Linked DNA regions of Homo sapiens: regions 2 and 3 are each linked to region 1. The links are chromatin loops, found by intact Hi-C in ENCODE. Cell type or tissue: GM12878. All regions are shown on one strand.

Region 1 (8,000 bases):
GCCCCTCCTTGCTGGGTGATCAGGCTACTCCTCTTCCTGACCCCTGACTTCCTGAGGCTGTGCTCAGTTTTCTAACTGCAGGAGATGTTCCTTTCCCAGGAAACTATCCCCTCTTCCAGTGCTTTTCTTGATTACCTCTGCCCTCTCTGTTCTTCATCTTCTCTGATTAGCTCCAGCATTGATGTCCAGGAGACACAATTAGCACTCCATTATATTCATACATTTCATCTGTGCTACATAATACTAGCTTTTCCCCTTGCCTCCCGTCCTCTCCCCTTTTCTTTTTCCTTTTCTTTTCGAGACAGGGTCTTGCTCTGCCATCCAGGATGGAGTACAGTGGTGTGATCACGGCTTACTGCAGCCTTGACCTCCCACGCTTAAGTGATCCTCCCACCTCAGCCTCCTGAGTAGCTGGGACTGTAGGCGCTTGCCATTACATCAGCGAAATTTTCACATATTTTGAAGAGATAGAGTCTCCCTAATCTTGCCTAAGCTGTTCTCGAGCTGCTAGGCTCAACAAATCTTCCCATCTTGGCCTCCCGAAGTGTTAGGATTACAGGTATGAGGTACCAGTTTTTCTTAGTGTTTAATGTATTACTTGCGTTTTGTATTGTTGCTACTTTAAAAAATGCCACCTAGTATTCTGAAATCTATCAGAAAGTGTGATACAGTGAAAAGATCATGTATTTTGGATTCTGGGTAAGCAATTTCCTAGCTGTGCATTTTGGGCAAGATACTTAACCTCTCTGAGCCTCAGTTTTCTTATGTGTAGAATTCAGATGATATCTACTTCACAGGATTTTTGTAAGGATTACATCACTGTACTTTTCTTACTTCCTAGGTTGCTGGAGGGCAGAGAAAGTGTCTTACTCCTTTATGCTATTGACATCTACCACAGTGCTTAAGCACCCAGTAGGCATACAGATTGACCTCAGTTTATTGTCAGACTTTTGCATCTTGTCAGATATTTTCCCATTGTTTCTATACTTGCACACCCCTCTCAACTTACCTTTCATGCAACATTCTATTAATAGAGTATTAAAAGTCTATTAAGTCTTAATAAGTCTTATCAATTAAAAGTCTTAAGCATCTATTATCACTGTCTTAAAAGTCCTAGCTTATTGTATTGTCTGTTTAACTTCTGACAGACCTCTAAGTTAATTTTACAAAATATTTCCTGAGCATGACCTCTTTGAAATAAATCTCCCCCACCTGTCCATGGCTATTCCCCATAGACCCACTTCCAGTCGCCCATTTTATATTATTTCCCGATCACAACACTCTAACTCCACAAAGCCGGCTTGCTATTTTTTGATGCTCTTTTTCAGCTTTCACTTGCTATGGACACCACTTCAGGTTTGTTGCCCTTGGATGCAGGTGTTTCTGAGATAGGCAGGGTGTTTTATAATATATGAATACTTTCACTGCCTGCATTCTGAAGATTTGGAGATGCAGGTTATCTGCTCTTGAAACCTTCTTTGCTTTTTTCATGGTTCTAAGTTTCATCGCTGTTTCAATAAGCATTAACTCTTGATTGCTCTCTTTGGCTGCATTTTTCAGCTTTAAATGTGTTTTTTTTTTCTACTGCCCTTATAAGCCAGGGAGCAGAGGCTTTCATGTCTTCAGGAAGTCTCTCTTCCTCCTTCTTCTCTGATTACATCCTGCTGATATCCTTATGAAGTCTGGATCTTTTGTCAGATGAACTTTGCTTCCTACCATTGCACCGTGATACATTTTTATGCTAGCATTATAGTGTCTGATATCTGCTTGGCTTGGACTTGCTGGCAGTAATCTTTATAGGTGAGATGATTTATTGTGGAAAATTGAATCCCAAAAGTGTCTTAAGAAACTGTTTTTTTCTTTTGGTGTAGATTTTAGGAGAGACCTTCTTTCCTGCTTTCATTGATTTCCTGTGGCTGAGTGATATTTGCAAAGAGTTCCAGCCTAATATCTCTTTTTGTAAATCAGCAGTCAATTCTTTGAGACTATTTTTAGCTCTAGAATGTTTAATAAGCCTTTCTCTTTATATATGATCAATATGGTGGTTCTAAACTGGTGCGCCTGGACTTCTTACAGGAATGTCCTCAAACTTTGGTCAATGTTTAAAATTTAATTTTGCTAACATTGAGTCATACAGTTTTGCTGTTAGGGTGTTGTTTGTCACATGAATTGTTGACCTGAACAGATCGTATAATGCACTATACTTTGGGGTGCTGCTTGTGGCAAACGTGCATTTCAAAGTATAGCATAATGTCAATTTAGTGTCAAAGAAAGGGTTTCCATTTACTGGAACGTTGATTCTTACCTTCCTTAATTCTAAGGGATTGTGGTCAAGGCAGAAAACAGTTCTCAGAGAGAGTTGTGTAAGGTGGCTAAGGGTAGTAGGATGGCCATAGACACTCCTATAGGGGTGTGAAACATGATTATTTTTTGTGATACTTCATGTTTTGTAAGTATTTCTGTCTTTTTACAATCTTGTCTTTAGACTTTTGATATTTTCATTTATATCACCAAAAAAGTATAATATGTGAAGGAATACATGCCGTGAACATACTAAGGTTTATTCTGGGCAGGCCTAAAGAGAAGGAAGGCTTACTATGCTGTCTGTATTATTTTCATTTGGGTTAGGGAGGAAGTGGACCTTTCACATTATTAATGACTCTTCAGGAAGTAGTGTCCTCATTGCCCTTTAACTTTTTGAAAGTAGGTGGCAGCATACCTATAGCTACTTCCAAAAATAGGACTGTGACTTTCTGAAACGCTCTCCTTTGTTCTTCGGAGATGCTCCATGATCTCCCTTTGTGCCCTCCATCACCTACAGATTGCAGAAGTGGGCAGGTGGGCTGGAAGCAGCCTTTTTCCCACAAAGCTGTTTGTGAATTTCCTTGCACGGTTTCATCAGGGCAAGTATTCAGAGTTTTCTAGTAGTAATTAATGGTGTCCTTCCCTTGCAGGATAATAAGGATAACAACCAGACCTATGTAGACCAGATTCTGTTGCTCATAAACTCCATGCTGTTGTTAATACATTTGGTTGGATTTGTAACAAGAAGGGCTAGGCATTTTCTTACTTGCTTTTTCATCGTACAATACTTGGAGTCCCTTTATTGAAAGTTCCAGAGCTATTGTACTTGTGACAAAATACAGTAGGTTATCAGATTTTACTGAGGACCATTTTCAGAAATTGGTAATCTTGCCTGATTAGTATATTAAAAAATACTTAATGAGTATTTATCACCTTCAAGTCCTCAAGGGAAAGCTCCAAGAAAGTCAGTGGAATGGGGATCCAGATACCTATATTAAATCAATACAGCATCGTAGATTTCTGCAGTTTTCTTTGGTACCGTGTTTGCCTCATTCAGAGCCAAAAAGATCCCTTATGGAAACAGGTTTATGTATTTGAAAATCTCTGGCATTCTTTACTTTAAAAAAGGCTGCAAGTGAAGTAATTGCTATGAACTGTCTTGCTATATGAGGAAACTAGGAACTCTTTTGTTGAAGTTCTCCCCACACAACTACAGACTAGTAACTAGACCCTTATCTGAGTGTCAGTTCTGTATTTCAACCAGAAGGGTGCACTGTTGTATCTTATTTATTGCTTGGGGTTGGTGGGGAGGAAGAAAAGGAACAGAACAATGTTCTTTCCAACCATTATATGTCCTGGTAATTTGCTTTTTCTTTTGAATTTTATTAGCACCCTAGTTCAATTCTTGAATTCCTGGATTCTCTTCACACCTTTCTTAGTACAAGTGAATAAACAGAAAGTTCACAGAGGAAGAAGTTGCCAGCATGTTGAAAAACTGACTAAGGAATATTGCCTTACCTTTTCCAAATGTTCTCTCCTCTGAGGGAGGAGTTTATCACCTTTGTTACAGATGGGACAGGTTTGGCAGTAGATGCCTGCAGATGCAGAGCTCTGGAATGTTCCCAGCCTTAACATCTGGGGTACAGCTGGCTTATTCCCAACTTTCTTTCCTGCTTTCCTGGACTGGGGTTATTGTTTTGGGGCTTAATTACACTCTGGCTCTAAGGAGGAAGACACGATCATCCTCTAGATGTTATTTAGGCCCCCAAATTGGTACTGTTGAGGTATTAGATTTTCACTGGAAAAAATATGTATGTGTTGTCCTTTCTAACTAATTCTTTAAAAAGTCACACATACAACCGAATCAATAACAATAACAAAAAGCCCTTTATCCTGAAAGCTTATTGCTAATGAATCATCTTACATAGACCATGCAAGGAAAGAGCAAGACATACATGAAATACTTGTCTGAAACTTCTTTGGAGATATATTTGTTTTTGGTTATAGTTGCATAGATACAGAAATACATGTTCAATGTCAGATTTCTCAAGTGTGGAATTGACATGGTAAACAGCTAGGAGTTTATTGATACTCTCTTGTTAACACCGTGCATTTCAGATTTCAGATTTCAGAGTTTTCCCATGAATCTTTTTTGTTTTTTCTTTTCTTTTCTTTTTTTTTGAGATGAAGTTTTGCTCTTGTTGCCCAGGCTGGAGTGCAATGGCATGATCTTGGCTTACTGCAACGTCTGCCTCCCAGGTTCAAGCGAGTCTCCTGCCTCAGCCTCCCTAGTAGCTGGGATTACAGGTGGCTGCCACCACACCTGGCTAATTTTTTGTATTTTTAGTAGAGACGGGGTTTCACTATGTTGGCCAGGCTGGTCTTGAACTCCTGACCTCAGGTGATCCACTGGTCTCGGCCTCCCAAAGTGCTGGGATTACAGGCTTGAGCCACTGTGTCCGGCCTTCCATGAATCTTTCTAATTATATACTATCATGATTTTTAATTAACAACATCTGAAAATATGAAGGGTTGCCTCTTATATAAGAAAGTAAGTACAAAGAAAATGGTAACATCAGCCTCAGGATGTGTGAATGGCTCATCATAATTTTATCTATGTTTAAAATGTAAGGAAAAAGATGAGAAGAAAATATGCCTAAATGAACAATGCCATTGCCTCTGGATGGTATGATTATGGGAGATTTCTTTCTGCTTTTTGACACTTCTGTACTGTTCAAATTATTTACAATGAGAATATGTTATGTTTATAATTAGAAAAGAAAAAATAGCTTGTCCTGTGCAAACTGAAATAGTCAAAGCAATTTAATAGGAAGTTTCTCAACATCATCTTGTTACAGATACCAGATTTTAGCATTTAAAGGCAAAAGTTTTAAAATGTAAATGGTCATATGCATTTATGGATTTAACATTTAAAAATCAACTTCAACTCAACAGTGTCCAATTTCTAAGGGTTGCCTTGCTACATACACATGAATATTGATTTGAATCCTGAAGTTACCATTTTCATAGTAGTGTCCATCCCTATTCAGCATTCTGTAACCACAGCTAAAGGGCTGACACCTATCTGACTACAATTCAATAAAATAGCTAGTATCACTCTTCTTTCTTTCTGTTTTTGGGTAAGCCAATTCTTGGACTAAATTAACCCAGTCAACTGATGACCTCTCTATCATGAAAGCACAATGCAAGTAACTAAAAATATTTGGATCAATTAATGACCAAACAGACTCTCCCTAGCACCTGTGCTACCATTTTAGTTTATTTTGTTTTAGTTTTTTTAAGGTATGCACAGGAGACTGGGCCTGTGCAGCTAAACAAGAACAGTAACCCTTGTTATTGGGATGGTGCCCACTAGGTAGATGGTAGAAGTTTGATTTTGCCTCTGTGGATCTAGTAGGCAGGCATTTTTCAGGCATGGATCTGGGACTAGGATAAAGTTAGTGAGGTGTTTGCCTCACATTAGTCTCTGCCTTATCGGTAACTCTGGGAATAGTTAAGCCATGACTGTTTATGTTTCCCATAAAAATATAACTCCTGGCTGGCCGCGGTGGCTTACGCCTGTAATCCCAGCAATTTGGGAGGCTGATCGCTCCCAAATGGGTGGATCACCTGAGGTCACGAGTTCAAGACCAGCCTGGCCAACATAGTGAAACCCCATCTCTACTAAAAATACAAAAAATTAGCCAGGCATGGTTGTGGGTGCCTGTAATCCTAGCTAGTCAGGAGGCTGAGGCAGGAGAATCACTTGATCCTGGGAGGTGGAAGTTGCAGTGAACCGAGATTGCACCACTGCATTCCAGCCTTGGCGACAGAGTGAGACTCCATCTCAAAAAATACAAAAATTAGCCAGGTGTGGTGGTGGGCACCTGTAATCCCAGCTACTCAGGAGGCTAAGGCAGGGAATCGCTTGAACCCAGGAGGCAAATGCTGCAGTGAGCTGAGATCACACCACTGCATTCCAGCCTGGGTGACAGAGTGAGACCCCATCTCAGGAAAAAAAAACCAAAAACAAAACTATATATATATATAAAATATATATATTTAATATATGTAATATATATAATAAAAAATATATATTTAATATATGTATATAATATATAATAAAATATATATTATGTGTATAATATATAATAAAATATATATTATATGTATAATATATATAATAAAATATATATGTATTATATATATAATAAAATATATATGTATAATATATATAATAAAATATATATTATATGTATAATATATATAATAAAATATATATTATATGTATAATATATATAATAAAATATATATTATATGTATAATATATATAATAAAATATATATTATATGTATAATATATGTATAATAAAACATATTATATGTATAATGTATGTATAATAAAATATATATTATATGTATAATATATGTATAATAAAATATATATTATATGTATAATATATATATATATATAAACTCCAGTGAATAATGTGTGCTTGTATGTAAATACCACAACTTATAGAAACAACTTATCTCTCCTGGAAATTGACTTCTACAACATGTGGCAATTCAAGGTACAGCCAGTGAGCCAGGATGTTGCTGTCCCAAAGGTCTCCAGGGTCACTCAATTAACTGTGACCTAGGTTATACATTTTGCTCTATGAAGGTAACCCCCGCCAAGGTCTATTTAAGTCATTTTGCCTGTGGATCTATACACATAGTTTGGATATTCCTAAGACTTTTATACAAACGTTAATGGGTCAGTGGTTGGTATTAGTGCTCTGTTGAAAATGTAACCATGGAATTTGAGTTAAAGGAGTAAAAAATTCAAAAGGGTAAATGCCCATTTTTACTGCATCATAATTTTTTCTGTATTACTACATTGTATTTCATATGAAACTTCAGTATACTATTAATACATGTGTATTTAATTGGAAAATTATTATATATGGCTGACATTTTCACCATTTTTTTTTTAGCTCTGTCAAACATGAGGGATATGAAACTCTTCTTTTAAAGGTAGTAAACCACTATGGTAGTTATTCTCTCCATCTCTTGGTGGGAGATGAGGATGTGGTGGGCATATCCGACTCTCCAGTGGAATATGTTTGGGTTAAAAAAGACATATCCTTCTGCACCCACAGTTGAAAATCTTGGGTACTGAGTGTTATGGTGCTTCATATATAATATAAAATTTTTATAATTGGTATGTACTTAGCTTATTCTTACTAGATACCAAGCAAAGGGGAACTTCATTCTTGTTTATTTCTTGTTTCACAAAGGTTATGAAATGATTTCCTTAGTCATCTTTCTAGCCTTATAGACTTAGTACCTGTAATATTATGATATAATAAATATATATTTGATCTTTATTCCTAGTTTCTGGCACAGAGATCCTAAAACCCTTGGAATTAAGAAATTAATGATAAGGAATATAGGAGCATCTTTTATTATTCATAATAAGCCCCTTCCAACCATACCTGAGCTAGTGCTAATGAAGTACTCTCGGGAGGATGGGGGCCGGTAGCCGAAGGAACCAACCGTGTGATTGGAAGCCTAGAACTTTTAACCCCACCCTCTGACCTCCTTAGTCACTGGTGACCAACAATCTAGTCAACCATGCCTATGTAATGAAGCCTTCATAAAAACCCCAAATGAGGTTTGGAGAACTTTTGGCTCAGTGAAAAAGTGTGCATC
Region 2 (8,000 bases), 170 kb after region 1:
CAGAATGGAGACCTAGCAAGGTCCATCCATGATAATGTAATATGGCTGTGACTTCAAATAAATGGAACACCAGGCATTATTCCTCTTCTGCTTTCTTTGAGGCAGTCACACCTCCTGACATTATTCTGGTTACCTTGCTGAACCCAGGAGAAGGGAACAAGTAATTGTGGATGGAACAAAGTTCACCTTATAAACATTGTCAGGAAATGCTGGAGGTTCTTGAGTCCGCCATCATCTTTATGCAGCATTCATGGCTCCCAGGCTGAACTGAGAATGCTCTGCTTTTTAGATTTGAGGGGGAAGCTATATTGGGTCAGAAAGGGGCTTCATGCCCACTATGGGAATGAGAGCCTGAGGAATTGAATTCTGAGTCTTTCTTAATTGTGTGATTTCTCTTTCTGCTTGACAGTTTCATCTCTACTGAGCCACTGGCTGTCTTTACTAGGAACTTTCTCCTAACAGCAGAATGAGAGTTTCTAAATAAAGACATGAACTTTTTGTGTAGGTGTCTTTGCTTATTTGGCATTTTCCATCTTGGGGTGGGAGGTTGGATGGAATAGCTTTCGTAGGTAGTGCTTTTGCTGTCCCTACTTGCTCAAAATATCGGCCTGGGGTATCAAGAACTGAACCAATTAAAAAATCTTGTTTCCTGTGCTGGTGCTCTTTCCTTTAACACAGTGGTTTTCTCTCTTACCTACTGCTACCCAAAGTTATTTCCATTAGGTGTTTCTTTCCTGCTGCCATGTAAAAAGATTAAAAATAGTATTGTAGACAGACTGAATTTAGGGGGAAATTTTTCGGTCCTGTGCACCATTGTGGATTATGTCTTTGAAGCTCACACTGAACTCCTCAAGCTCCATTTTAAGTGTCATTTTATCACATCCCATTCACTTGAGTCCAGAGTCCTGAGCTAGGGAATGGCAGATAATTGCCAATCCCACCATGAAAGTGTTATCTGCATATTAAACACGTCACTCAGGAATCCAGTGAATGAGTCAGAGACAAAAGTTTAAAATAAGATCATCATTCTTGCAGGTCCTCCTTCCATACATTGCAGCAGGAGTCTGTTAGGGACCATATCGAAAAATAGAATTGCAGAAATCAAGTATGTTTCTTTCAGTACCTCTAGGTGGGGAGTGGAGGGTCAGTAGGAGAGAAAATATAGGCTTTGGGTTGAGAGGGATCTGGGTTCGATTTCCCAGCTCTGTGATATTAAACAAATCAATCACTCATCCCTAAGGAGTCTCAGTCTTCTCATCTATAGAACATGGGCAAAATACTGATCTTGCTGGTCAGGAAGATTAAACAGGCATCACCCGTAAAGCCACCTAGCTCATGCCACGCATAGAGGCATCCGGTGGCACATTGCCCTCAACACTGGGTGAATACCATTTTGAGTTAATTACAGCTCTGATTTCACAGACCATTTCCAAAGTTTAATTGTATTTCTTTCATGCAGTCATTTGAACTATCTACAGCGCGTTTCTTGTAGGTTACACCTGGCTACTGGAAGACGTCCTAGGTGATTGTTCAAAGGGGCCCATTGAGAGGTGAGTGATGAGGCTGGTGAGAATTCTGTGGTGTGCTTAAGAGTCTTCTGGGCATTTGCTAAATCTAGTCAGATTCTAGGACTCAACCCCAGAGAATCTGATACAGCGTTTGAAGAGGGGACTCTGAAATTTGCACAATGAAGGTTCTCCTCAGGTACTTACAATGTAGAGGCCTTTCGCACTAGACTTCAAAACACACTGCCAGAAACATGCCCACAGAAGAACCGCTAACGACTTAGTGATATGGAAGGGGGGCAGAGAGGTGCTGGGAAGAAAAGGACATGGTCCCTGGTGAGGGTTCCACCCCCGGCCGGTGCCCACGGACCTAGGTGAGAAGAGGGACTCCTGCATTTGTGGCCAAATATTGCATTTCCCAGGACCACCCTGGCCTGCCACACTGTCATCCTGTGCCTATAAAAACCTAGAAACCCTAGCAGGCAGACACAAAGGTGGCTGGACGTCAAGAGGAGCACATCAGCAGAGGAACACATGGGTGGCTGGATGTCGAGAGGAATGCACCAGTGTAGCACAACACCAGCACACTGGCAGGCCATCGACTGGCAGAACAATGCGGAGTGTGGCTGAGGTGGTTGGAAAAGAGTCGGGCGGCCAAGCGGCCGTACTCCACGGGAAAACCATCTCCCTTCTGGCTCCTCCATCTGCTGAGAGCTACTTCCATGCAATAAAACCTTGCATTCATTCTCCAAGCCCATGTATGATCCGATTCTTCTGGTACACCAAGGCAAGAATCCCAGGATACAGAAAGCCCTCTGTCCTTGTGATAAGACAGGGGTCTAATTGAGCTGACTAACACAAGCCACCTATGGATGGCTAAACTAAAACAGCACCCTGTAATACACACCCACTGGGGCTTCAGCTGTAAACATTCACCGCTGGACACTGCCGTTAGGTTGGGGCCCCACAGCCTGCCCGTCTGTGTGCTTCCCTAGAGGTTTGAGTGGCAGGGCACTGAAGAAGCGAGCCACACCCCCATCGCACGCCCTGCAAGGGGGACAAGGGAACTTTTCCTGTTTCACTAGGATTGACCACTGGGAAAATGCCACTCATGGGAGATGAGACAGCAGCCATCCAGTCACCAGAGAGCTGTGATATCCAGTCACCAGAGAGCTGCGATATGGACAAGCATGGGATTTGTCCTGGAGCCCCAGGGGTCAAAACAGAGCCTGATGGGTAGAAATTCCAGGGAGCAAATTTCCATTTAATATAGATGAGTGCTTTTCTAAGAATTAAAGGTGTCCAAGTGTGGCCTATGTAGCTCCAGGGGAAATGAACCTTCCAACTCAGGAGAAATTTAAATTTGTCTGTCTGAGTGACCTCTGGGAATTTTATAGAGAGGAGATTATCGCATGCTCTTAGCCCCCAATGGCACCCGAATTACTCTTATTGCCATTGCTTATACCTTTAGGTCCAGTGTGTTCACTCTCACAGATATTTGTTACCCATTTACTCAGTGCCTGATTCTATGAGGATGAAGCAGGAAAGTGCTCTGCAAATCCAGGACAGAGTGTGATTTTCGCAGATGCTGTTATTAGAAAAGAAAATGTCGGGTTTCACTTTCCATATGGAAAGAGGTAGTAGGTATTTCTGGTAATGAGAAGAGAGGGAGGGATTACTCATTGGAAGAAAGAGGTAATGAGTAAGCTAGTTCCGCTTTGAGAAGAAAAATGCTTTCACAACAGCTTTTAACAGATTGATTAAGCAAAGTTTTCGTTTTGTTTCAAATAATTATTTGTTTTTCTGCCTTTCTCTTCAGAGCTGTGAAATTCTAGACGTCTCTTAGAAATAAAATGGGTTGCTACACACTTATTTTTCTCAGCTCTATATACATTTCTCCTTCTTCTTTGAAATTTGTGGCCACCATTAATGTATATAGGATGTTCTCATTTTGATTTTCAGTTGAGACACTGCAGACTTTTATGAGGGATGCTTTGGATCAAGCAAGAGACACTGAGTAGTTTCCTTCCTTCCAAGATTTCAAAGCAACAGCACCATATTGAGTCTAAACTCAAAGCCTTTGTTCAGAAGCCAGCAGCTGGCTACTCACACCAAGATGGCATTGGATGTTTTTGGAGTGGGATATCCAGGTGACATTTTAATAAAAGCTTTCATGGGCCAATTATTTAATCTATAGAGTTTTATAATTAGCTGACTTTGAAACCTTATTAAACCCCATGTGCAAGATCATGTGAAATTGTACCTCAAGTTTGATTTTTCTTTGTTGTACCCCTCTTCTCTCCTACTTCCTTGATAGTTGCTATTTGTTTGATATTTTTAAAAATTTCTTATTGACACACAGATCCATCCACAAAACAAAGTCATAAAGGCACCTTGATCTGTAAAGTGTTCTGAGTTTCTTAAAACTCTAGTACAGAATGAGAGTCTCTAGAAGGTAGAAGGCCTAGTTTTGGAAGTTGCCATCAGCATTGGATTTTTGCCGAATAGTGCTATATATGTTCAATAATAAAGTTTTCTGTTTTTGTCAACTATTTCTTATGGAACTATTCTCTGTGATGCTGAGGTTACAGAAAAATATCATTTTTCTGTCACTGTTGGTGTTCTTCAGGACCTCACTTTTAAATAGATGTCCTTTTGAAACCTAGGTGGTTATGTGCATCAGAAAAACACCTTATCCTGTGCCCCATTGGGTGACTTGGACAAAGTAACACAATTTTGGTGGGGGAAATGGTACATATTATGTTTCATAGGAGCCAGATTCCAATAGTAACCATCTGACCCTTGTGATCCTATGTTTTCAATTTTCCTATAAAAGAACGCAACAAACAGTGCTGCTCAAGCCTATTTTTCTATTAAGTGTTCTTTGATTCGTGAGTTGCTGGGTAGATTTTCCATTCTCAGTGTTAGAAGACACGAACATCAAATACTTTTCTCTTAGAGTAACTTCTCATGCAACTGTCTCATGGCATATGCTAAAAGAAAAGAAAGTTCCTTACGTATGAGTACAGAGAAACGGAGCATGATTTTAACCTTGGTTTCAGGTTTTGTTATTTAGTCTTTTTGACTTGAATATGAACTCAAGTGTTTGCTAATTAAAAGAATAAACACAGCAGCCATTGCTCCGCCAAAATACGTTTATCGAGTGCCTATCTTGTGCACAGTCCTTTGCTAGGCTCTGTTTATATAACATATCCTATTTAAAAGGCTGCTTGATAAATAAGCAGTTTGGAAATCCCTGGTGGGAGGTAGGTGGCGATATTCAGTGTAGCTTCCCCAGCTGCCACCTGGAACATGAGTCTGAGAATGTCTATGCAGGAAGATGATTAATTTCAAAAATCATTTCTAGGAAATTCTCTGGATCTTTATATAATTCCCTGGCCTCCAGGGAAAGAAGTTAAGATAACTTGAATTACTTGCCTTGGTAAAAATGTTGAACTGAATCCTGATCTCATTTCTTGCCTCCCCTTCCTTTTCTCTTCTTTCTAAATCAAAGAACAGTTTGACACTAATATGGTTGTTGTATTATTTATCTATTGCTGCGTAACAAGTTGACCCAACCTTAGCAGCTTAAAACAACTAACATCTATTATCACATAGTTTCTGGGAGTCAAGAATTCAAGAGAGGCTTAGTAGCTAAGTGGTTCTGGCTCAGGATTTCTCAGGAGGTTCTGGCTTAGGAGGTGGTGGTTAGGAGGTCAGCAGGGCTGCGGTGATCTAAAGTCTCACTCTCTGGCAGTCTGGTGGAAGGCCTCAGTTTCTCTCTACATGAGCCTCACCATATGGCTGCCTCAGTGTCCTCAGGATATGACATTTGGCTTTCCCTGGAGTGAGTGATGAAACAGAGAGAGAGAGATCAGACAGAAAACAACAGTGATTTTTATAAATTAGCCTCCAAAGGCACATACCTGTCACTTCCTCTTTATTCTGTTTGTCAGAAGTGAGTCACTAAGTCCAGCCCACATTCAAGGGAAGGAGAATTAGATTCCACCTCTTGAAAGAAGGAGTATCAACTAACTGAGAGCACATATTGAAACCACCGCAGCTGCACATGTCATTTAAAGTTTTCAAACATGGTTTCTTCAAAAGAGTCCTAAACACCTTTATCTTGCCTGATTCTGGTACAAGCATCTCTTACTCTAGAAGAATTATTGTATATGATCAGCCTTTTGCACAAGTCTCGGCTCCAACTGCTATCCTATTGCATCTGGAGCAGAATTTGTCTTAGCCAGTAGAGAAATGATAATGTACTGGGACATTTTGCTGTACTCAGAGCACTTCTCTGTGGTTTGAAGACTTCTCATCATCATGTTTTCATGTCATGAGGATGGTATCACTGATGAGCAAGTGTAAGTGGACTGACATTTATCTTGTGAGCGTGGGAGAGAGAGGGCTGCTTCTCTCTAAATGTGTGGTTCTCCTTGGTAAGACAAATGTAAACAAATCATATATTCATAAAGTTTAGAAAAGAAAGTCAGAATATACTGGAAATTGGGATAATAATAAGGCTGTTTATATTTATCTCCTGAGAAACTCTAAGCATTTCTTTTTTTTTTTCTTCTTTTTGACAGAGTCTCGCTCTGTCGCCAGGCTGCAGTGCAGTGGCGTGATCTTGGCTCACTGCAACCTCCACCTCCCAAGTTCAGGTGATTCTCCTGCCTCAGCCTCCTGAGTAGCTGGGACTTCAGGCACAGGCCACCACACCCAGCTAATTTTTTGTATGCTTAGTAGAAACAGGGTTTCACCATGTTGGCCAGGATGGTCTCAATCTCTTGACCTCATGATCCTCCTACCTCAGCCTCCCAAAGTGCTGAGATTACAGGCATGAGCCACCGCACCTGGCCAAGAAACTCTAAGCATTTCTAAGATATTAAGGGACTGCTAGTGAGAAAGGTTTTGTTTAAAAATTATTTTAGATTAACATACAGTAAAATTGAGCATAGTTGGTACACAGATCTATGATAACACATGTATAGCTCCTTCTAACCAGCACCAATGATCAAGGTACTGAACAGTTCCATTCCTCCAAATGGCTCCCTCTTGCTATCCCATCCTAGTCACACTTTCCCCCACCGCTACCTCATTTCAGCCTCTGATTGTCTCTCTATCACCATAGTTTTGTCTTTTTGAGAGTGTCACATAAATGGGTTTACACAGTAGGTAATCTTTTGAGATTAGCTTCTTTCATTCAGCAAAATGCTTTTGAGATTCATCCAAGGTGCTGTGAGTATCAATAATGCATTCCTTTTTATTGCTAAGTAGCATTTTGTGGTATGGTTGTACCACAGCTTGTTCTTACATTCACCTGCTGAGGACAGTTGAGTTGTTTCCAGTTTTTGGCAATTATGAACAGAACCACTATATACATTCATGTATAAGTGTTTGAATGAACATCAATTTTCATTTCTCTAGGATAAATACACAGTAGAGAGATTTTTATGTCATACGGTAATTAATGTAGACTTTAGAAGAAATCGTCAAACTATTTTCTAGGGTGCCTGTACCATTTTGCATCCCACTAGCAACAAAGAAGAGTTCCAGTGGCTTCATGTGATTATCAGCACCTGGAGTTCTCAGAATGTTTATTTTAGTCACTCTATTAGATATGTAGTGATATCTCATTGTCATTTCAATCTGCATTTTCCTAATGGCTAATGATTTTAAACACATATTCATGTATTTATTTGTCTTCCATATACCCTCTTTAATTAAGTGTCTGTTGAAATCTTTTGTTTATTTTTAAATGGGTTGTTTTCTTACAGTTGAGTTTCGTGAGTTCTTTATATATCGTGCTTTTATTGTCATGTCTAGTAACAGCCTAAACCTAGGTCATGAATATTTTCTTCTGTGCTTTATTCTAAACATTTTATAATTTTAGACTTTACATTTAGGTCTATAATCCATTTTATTTATTTCTATTTGTTTAAATTTTTGTGGGTACATAGTAGGTGTATATGTTTGTGGGGTACCTGAGATGTTTTGATACAGGCATGCAATGTGAAATAAGCACATCATAGAAAATGGGGTGTCCCCTCAAGCATTTATTCTTAGAGTTACAAACCAATCCAATGACACTCTTTAAGTTATTTTAAAATGTACAATTAAGTTATTATTGACTATAGTCACCCTATTTTGCTATCAAATAGTAGGTCTTATTCATTCTTTCTAATTATTTTTTGTACCTATTAACCATCTCCACCTCCCTCTCAGCCTCCCACTACCCTTCCCAGCCTCTGGTAACCATCCTTCTACTCTCTATGTCCATGAATTCAATTGTTTTGATTTTCAGATCCCACAGGTAAGTGAGAAAATGTGATGTTTGTCTTTCTGTGTCTGGGTTATTTCACTTAACGTAATGCTCTCCAGGCCAGGCGTGGTGGCTCATGCTTGTAATCTCCACACTTTGGGAGGCTGAGGTGGGTAGATGGCTTGTGGCCAGTATTTTGAGACCAGTCTGGGCAACATAGTGAGACCTCG
Region 3 (8,000 bases), 160 kb after region 1:
GTTATACTTACAATGAAAACTGACTCTTCTAAAATTGTTAGGAGACAACATAGAATTGGAGTTAACTTTCATTTGGACCTCTTCTACTTGGGAGCTAGTAGAAAATTACTTAATCTTCATTTTCCCACATGTCAAATGAGTTACTATCACCTATTTTGCCCACCTCAGTTAAAGAAGTATTTTTTCGGTGTTATGATGGCAAAAGGAGATATATATGAATACATCAGTTTATTTTATGTTAATTCTGATGACTTTCCTTTTGGTCTAGAAGCTTCTGTACTGTCAATGTCCAGTGATGTCCATGTTGACCTCCAGTTGAGGCATCTTAGGCCTAGCAATGAGGCCATTTGAGATCAAAGCCTTCCAACTGGGGAATGTGGCACTTAACTCTCTCTTCCCAAGTCAGGCCGGAGATGTGAGGATGGACACAGCTCTCCTGTTGTGTTTTGTACACACTGAATTTAATATCCAACCAATTTGCCCTTTATATCCAATCAAAGAATAAGTGGCTCATGAGAACAGAGTACAGTCCTGCAATTCTGCATTTCTTCCTTGTGTTTATTCTTTGACCTATTTATTAACAAACACAAAACACCTTTCCTCTTAAAAAACACAATATTTCAATCCAAATGAAATTATTTTTTAAAAAATGACATTAGGATATGTACAGTTTTCTCTCCAATGTAGTTTCCAACCCCAATAAGTAAGTTCTACGCTCTGAAGAAGCTACATAGAAATTAAACTAAGTGTATCCAAACAAGTTCATAATTTTTATGCTACTGTCTCCTTTAAGGCCTAAGAAATTACCTATTGACCCTTTTAAATATTAAATCCCTTTTATTATCCCTTTTATTGGCCATCTACTTAATGTTAAGTGAAAGAGCCCTAAAAATAGGTCCAACATTTAAAATCTGTGATAATTGCCCTTGAATGGGCAAGAGAGTAGACCTGTCTGTATCGAGTGCTCATGAAGTCAAATCTTGCGGGGCTTTTCTGATCTGGACTGGGAAACCACGTCAGCCCTTTGGGCCTCCTGCTGAAATGGACTCTTTCAAGTAGGAAACATAAATTAAGTCAAAAGATTGGAGTTCTAGAAAATCTGCCATTCCCCACCCCTCTCCAAAGCCATAGAAGAAAATAAAAGAGCAAGAGGAAAGAGATTTGTGAAATGGCTAATGAAAACTAGTCACATAAGGACATTAAGCCAAGAAAATCTGAATGGGGAAACTAAGCGTCAGATATGAGAATGTTAAGGAGATGGTTACTCTCCCTGGTTGTGTAAAGCTGGGCGGTTTTCACAGCCATGTGGTGTACCTGCTGACTAGTCACTTCATGCTGCTACACAGAGAAACTTGGAAGGCACTAAAGGCTTCTGAAGGGCACTTGTCACCATCACATAATAGGATATTTTGTGGTCTGGAAAAATTATTTGATTGAATGCTTTAGCGATTTCAATAGTGATTTGTTCCTTCTGTCACATTTGTTACATCTGTGTTAGCATCCCAGGGAAAACAATACAGTTGTGATTTGTTACCTGTATTGTTTTCAGAATAAAAACTGGATGACTTCCTGTGTGTGTGTTTATTTTTCCCTCACCAGGTGAAGCTGTTACTCAATAATTAACATTAGGTTTAGACACTGGGTTTAAGAAATAAACAAAGCACTTGATTGTTTTTTTTACACCTCCATTATGGGGAAGAACTTTAGGGGAAGGCAGGGAGAAAAGACTTTTCAAGAAATTGCTATACAACACGATGAAGAAATCTCTCTGTGATTATAAAAACATAAAAATATAGTTGGATGGTGAGACCACCTGATTCTCCTGGGAACTCTGCTGACATTTCTGATAATAGAGAAGGGTCTCTGTGTGAATCTCAGAAGCATTCTGTAATTTTTCCCTCTTCTCTCTTCAGCTCAATGGGTTCCTGGCCAAACCCCAGGACCAGGCATTGAGAGAGAGGCTGGGTCTCAGCTCACTCTCAAGATGAAGTGAAATGCCAGATGTGCTCCAAATACTGTCTGAAATCTCCAGGGAAGTTAGAAAAAAAAACTTCAGAGCTGTCTACTTTGTGAACAAAAAAAATCCCCAAATTAAGCCATCCAGGGTAGCTTCTGACCGACTCTTTGGTGCTTGTCTCCTATGGCACGGTTGAGAAATCCTGTTCCAGTCAACGTGGGTCTCTATGGGAAGGTGCTGAGTGAGGGTGTTTGGGGAAGGTCACATTTCAAGTGGAAAGTGAAAATCTGCACAGCATGGGAAAAGGAGAACCACTGTCCACAGGAGACAGGTCTTCATTAGTCTTAACTAAAATATTGACATTTCAATTGGACCTTTGGTAGTAATTGCTCTGTTGCACAAATACAAAATGTCCAGCCAGGCCAGAACTTAGAATACCTGTCCTAGATGCTTAAGAGTAACTAACAAAAACTAGATAGATTTCAAAAGTATTAGAAAACACGACACAGACTGGGAGAATATGTTTGCAAATGACAGCTGTAAAGGACTGTTATCGAAAGTTCACACACAAAATAACTTAAAACTCAACAATAAGAAAACAAGTAACCCAATTAAAAAATAGTCAAAATACCTGAATGTCAAAGAAGATACACAGATAGCAAAGAAGCATATGAAAAGATGCTTGATGTGGCATGTCATTAGGCAACTGGAATTGCAAATTAAAATGACAATTAGATACCACTATGTACTTATTAGAATGGCCTAAGTCCATGACACTGATAACACCAAATGTTGGTGAGGATGCAGGGCAACAGGAGCTCTTATTCATTGCTAGTGGAATTGCAAAATGGTACTGTCACTTTGAAAGATGGTTTGATAGTTTCCTACAAAACTAAACATACTTTTATCATACACTCCAGCAATTTCACTCCTTGATATTTTCCCAAAGGAGTTGAAAACGTATGTCTACACAAACACCTGCATGCAGATGTTTATAGCATCTTTATTCTTAAGTCCCAAAATTTGGAAGTAACCAAGACTTCCCTTAATAGATGAATAGATAAATATTCAGTACAAAAAGAAATGATCTGTTAAGCCATGAAAAGACATAGAGAAAGTTTAAATGCATATTACTAAGGGAAAGAAGCCATTCTGAAAAGGTTACATACTGTATGATTCTAACTATGTTACACTTTGGAAAAGGTGAAACTGTGGAGACAGTAAAAAGACCAGTAGTTTCCAGGGGTTGGAGGGAGTAGGAACAGAGGGCACTTAGGGTAATGAAACTACTCTGGATGGTACTGAAACAGTGGATACTTGTCATTACACATTTGTCCAAACCCACAGAATGTACAACCTCAAGGGTAAACCTCATGGTAATGGACTTTGGGTGATAATAATGTGTTAATGGAAGTTCATGGATTGTAACAAATGTACCACTCTGGTGGGGGATGTTGATAACGTTGTGGTGGGGGGAGGTTGTGCAGATGTGAGTACAGGGTGTATATGGGAACTCTGTAATTTCCACTCAATTTTGCTGTGAACTAAAACTTCTCTAAAAATATAAAACCTAGTAAAGAAAATGGATGGCTTGAAATTTGGAGAAAAGTAAAAAATGTCAGATATAAGAGGCAATGACAATAGAGAAGCTCTCTTTCCTTTTAGCACCATTGGCCCTTCTTTGATTTCTTAAAACCCATTTACACCTAGTGTTCCCATTATTGGAACGCAAAGCATGTGGGAGTTATTTATATCCTATTGCTCAAGGTCATCGCCAAGGTCTGATTGCAAAAATTCAAAAAATTGCAACCTCAGGTATAAATGGGTTAATAATCTTGAAATGCCTACTATTCATGGAGTCCATTTGGGCATGGAAGGGCTTCCCATGCGTTATGCCACTCAATCCTGATAGCTGCCCTATTTATAGGTGTCAGATTAGATAAAGAACCTGAAGTTCAGGGAGGCTCTGTGGTTTCCATAAGGGAGTCCAATTCATGCGGAGGTCAAAATAAAAATGCTAATGCATAATTTATGAACACCCTTCCTGGGATTCTTAATCCTGATTTTATACACATCAGAATCTCTTATGGAACTTCCAAACATGCACATTTTTAGGTCTTACCCAACACCTCCAGGTAGGGGGTTGGGAAACCTTGGCTTTTGCTTATTTATATATTCAGCTTTCCAGCAGATTCTGAGGCGTAGCCCTTCAGAGCCACACCACAGGCCTAGAATGAGTAGGCTGTGCTTGGCAGGATTGGAGAAGGCCAGAGAAGTTGCAGAAGAGCCTCAGGCTGGTGCTTGGAAGAGAGCATAGGCACGAGGTTGGCTCTGTTGCCCAGCATCACCAAGGACACTGCAAGAACCTTCTTCTTCACTGTGCCTGGGAGTTTTAAAAATCATTTTCCTTGCTTCCAGCCCCCAGCCCAATTCCTCACACAGAGTTGGTACTCCAGCATGCTTGACAAATGACTACACAAATGCTTCATTCTCTCCATAGCTCATAACACAGGAAATTTAGGGTGTAGACTGAAAGGGTGTGACTGACATCTGGAGAGCAATATTCTGTAGTCAATGAAAGAATGGGAAGGAGCAGAATTTTCTGAATGGCTGAACACCAGACCTTCCTGCATGTCATTTCATTCCTTCTCAAGACTGCCCTCCAAAGTAACTTCCGTTACACACACTGAACAAACGAGCAGCTGGGGTTCAGCAAATTTGCATATCCTGCTCACAGTCACAGGGCTAGTGTGGGAAAGGCCAGAATTGCCACCTATTTATCTGACACAAAGCCCATGCCCTTTCTGCTTTATACGCTGTGTCTCTGGATTATAGAATAGTCTTTGTCAGAACAGCACCATTCAATGGAAATATAAGACAAGCCACAAATGTGAACCACATATGTCATTTTAAATTTTCTAATAGCCATATTAAAAAGATAAAAAGAACAGATGAAACTAATTTTAATGATATTTAACCTAACATAACCAAATTATTATCATTTAAACATGCAGTCAATTAAAAAATCTCAAGAAGCTATTTTACATTATTTTCTTCATGCTAAGTTTTCTTTTTTCTTTTTTTTTCTAACATAAGATCTTTTTAAAATTTTTTTTTATTATTATTATACTTTAAGTTTTAGGGTACATGTGCACAATGTGCAGGTTAGTTACATATGTATACATGTGCCATGCTGGTGTGCTGCACCCATTAACTCGTCATTTAGCATTAGGTATATCTCCTAATGCTATCCCTCCCCCCTCCCCCCACCCCACCACAGTCCCCAGAGTGTGATGTTCCCCTTCCTGTGTCCATGTGTTCTCATTGTTCAATTCCTACCTATGAGTGAGAATATGCAGTGTTTGGTTTTTTGTTCTTGCGATAGTTTACTGAGAATGATGATTTCCAATTTCATCCATGTCCCTACAAAGGACATGAACTCATCATATTTTATGGCTGCCTAGTATTCCATGGTGTATATGTGCCACACTTTCTTAATCCAGTCTATCATTGTTGGACATTTGGGTTGGTTCCAAGTCTTTGCTATTGTGAATAGTGCCGCAATAAACATATGTGTGCATGTGTCTTTATAGCAGCATGATTTATAGTCCTTTGGGTATATACCCAGCAATGGGATGGCTGGGTCAAATGGTATTTCTAGTTCTAGATCCCTGAGGAATCCCCACACTGACTTCTTCATGTTAAGCTTTCAAAATCTGGTGTGTATGCCACATTGACAGCACATCTCAATTAGGACCAGCCACATTTCAAGTGGGACATGTAGCTCATGGGGGCTAGATGGACAGTAGTACAAATCTAGACAATTAGTTGTGCTATGAGGGCATTTACTTGGGTTAATGTGGGAGAACATGTTGTTGGTAACTCAGGAAGAGATGACACTCTGAAGGGCAATTAGGCAGTTTGGTGCCAAGAAAATATGTTCATTTATTTCATAAACTACTGAGTACCTACTTCATGCCAGACACTGTTCTAGGCCCTGGGGTAGAGAGGTGAACAAATCCAAGTGCTTTCACTAATGGAGTCTACATTCTAGGAGAGAAGACAGACAATAAGCAAATAAACACATAACGTAAGTGATTTGAGAAAAATGATGTCAGAAAGCAGATAGAATGTGGCAAGGGCTGTTTTTGATGCATTAACAAGGAGAGGTCTTTCTAAGGAAATGATATTTGAGAAGCGACTGAATTAAGCCAACATAGGAATATCTAAGGAAAGGGTGTTTTTGGCAGAAGGAACCTGAAGATGGCAACAGGCTTTGTATATTCTGGGAGTAGCAAGGCCAGGCCAGTGTTGGAGGAAAGGGCTGATGGTGAGGAAAAAAGACTCAAGAATGAGAATGGAGTTGGCTCATGTGAGGGTTCATACGGTGGGGTAAGGACTGTTCAAGTGTGGTGGGAAGTCTTCATAGAGTTTTGAGTCAGGGAGTGGGGTGCTGTGATCTACATATTCTGTAAAGGGTAATTCTGGCCACCGTATAAAGAATAAAATGGGGTTAGAGTAGCATAGGGTGGGCAATGACAGGTTGTTACTGCAGGAAATGTGTCAAGCTCTGAGGAATATGTCCAGCTATATTGAAAAAAGGATGAGCGAACAATGGACAAGATTCAATTCTCATGGTACAGCTATCCTAAGTGCTGGTTTATATGGTATATAGACACAAGGTGATAATCAGAGAGCATTTCTCACATTACACAGTTGAATGATAGGAAATGAATTACCAAGACAGGAACCCAGACAGAGAATTATATGAGGGCCAATTGCCAAAGCTAGGGTAGGATGGCTTCCAGAAGACAAGAATTTGATCAGGAACCCAGAAATGCCAGACCCTGCCTTAGCCCAGCCACTTCTCTTCTCTCAGAGGGGCCCAAGGAAGGCTGAATTACAAAAAAATGATATGTGGGAAGTAAGAGTAGTACTTCATTGTTATTGACCTTGTATTAAAAGCTTCAGTTTAGAGATACTGGGTTAAAAATGGTGCAAGAGTCATGAAAGGGCGGTTCCCCTCTCTTAGGCACAAATCTTGGAATCTTACAAAAACAGATGAGAGCAGCCCTTTAATAGAATGTAAGCTTTTTAAGGGCTGGGATCCTATCTTGTTTATAGCCATATCCCCAGAGATACAACATCTAATACATATTCAATATTTGTTGCGTCCATCCACCCATTCCTTTGACAACTCCTACATCTAATGAACATTTTGACCAGGCACTGGGCTACAGCAGGGAGGAGACATGGCCATTGCATTCTGAATTCATAGTCTGCCATCAGAAACAGCCTTTCACTACAGGATGGTGAGTTCTTTGTAGAGGAGGGACAGCTTGCTCTGAAAGCATGAAAGACGATTCTCAAATCCAAGGCAAGGAAGGGTGGGGAGCCTCCCCTGAGGCAATGGTGCCTGCCCAGATCTGTGTTGGGTTTAGAGTGGGAGATTTCTGGCATTTGTAGACAGTAAAGATACACTCTGTTGGTAAACTGGCTGGCATGTAGGTAGCTTGAATGCAGAACTGAATATTTAGAATGATAGAATGATGATTAGTTGGCAAATTTAAATGGTGATATAGCCTCATTAATATGTATAACCTATGCTTTTCCTAAATTTGGTAAAATCAAAAGCAGGAATATATGCTCATTTTTAAAACTCTACATTCATACCATTCATTTGTGTAATATGGCATCTAATACCTGATTATCATAATTTTACCTAAATAATGAATAAATTAGACAGGGGAAAAATTAAAACCTTTCATATTAGACACAATTGTAATTCTTTTACTGTAACATTCACAGTTAAATTCTTAATTAAGCTTGTATGCTTCTTTTACAGAAATACATTTTGTAGATACAGTTAATTTTTTAGTATTTGCATCCATGAGAGGAAAGAGCAGCATAGATAATTCCCCAAAACCAAAGTTTAAAATCCTTTTCCGCTGAGCTGTGTCTATCCTGTACAATGACTGATATTTGCTTTCCTAAATGATGCTCTTTATGGGATAATATTAACATATGTTTGTATATTGAGAAA

The links. Hi-C counts contacts between places; a loop is a spot of excess contacts. Peaks named below come from ENCODE experiments on the same cell type or tissue, not always from the same donor. Only the 100,000 strongest peaks of a DNase experiment are listed, where the experiment ranks them.
Region 2: it touches region 1 in a loop (4-fold over the local background); 2 of 110 quality-filtered maps call a loop at or near these places.
Region 3: it touches region 1 in a loop (6-fold over the local background); 2 of 110 quality-filtered maps call a loop at or near these places.

What each region holds. Positions count from the first base shown.
Region 1 is chr3:59,208,754-59,216,753 of GRCh38, forward strand. The region is part of intron 4 of CFAP20DC-DT (CFAP20DC divergent transcript); the gene reads left to right. Among named protein-coding and RNA genes, the nearest start is that of CFAP20DC-DT, 130 kb to the left of the region's middle. In GM12878, a CTCF peak has its summit at 3,574; a DNase peak (open chromatin) is centred at 3,598.
Region 2 is chr3:59,383,240-59,391,239 of GRCh38, forward strand. The region is part of intron 5 of CFAP20DC-DT (CFAP20DC divergent transcript); the gene reads left to right. Among named protein-coding and RNA genes, the nearest start is that of CFAP20DC-DT, 300 kb to the left of the region's middle. RefSeq lists an enhancer at 2,934-2,993 and a silencer at 3,164-3,223. In GM12878, no CTCF peak of the experiment used is centred here; DNase peaks (open chromatin) are centred at 3,142, 5,481 and 5,858; H3K4me3 peaks cover 572 bases; H3K27ac peaks cover 3,768 bases.
Region 3 is chr3:59,370,413-59,378,412 of GRCh38, forward strand. All of the region lies in intron 5 of CFAP20DC-DT (CFAP20DC divergent transcript), which reads left to right. Among named protein-coding and RNA genes, the nearest start is that of CFAP20DC-DT, 290 kb to the left of the region's middle. In GM12878, no CTCF peak of the experiment used is centred here; a DNase peak (open chromatin) is centred at 4,609.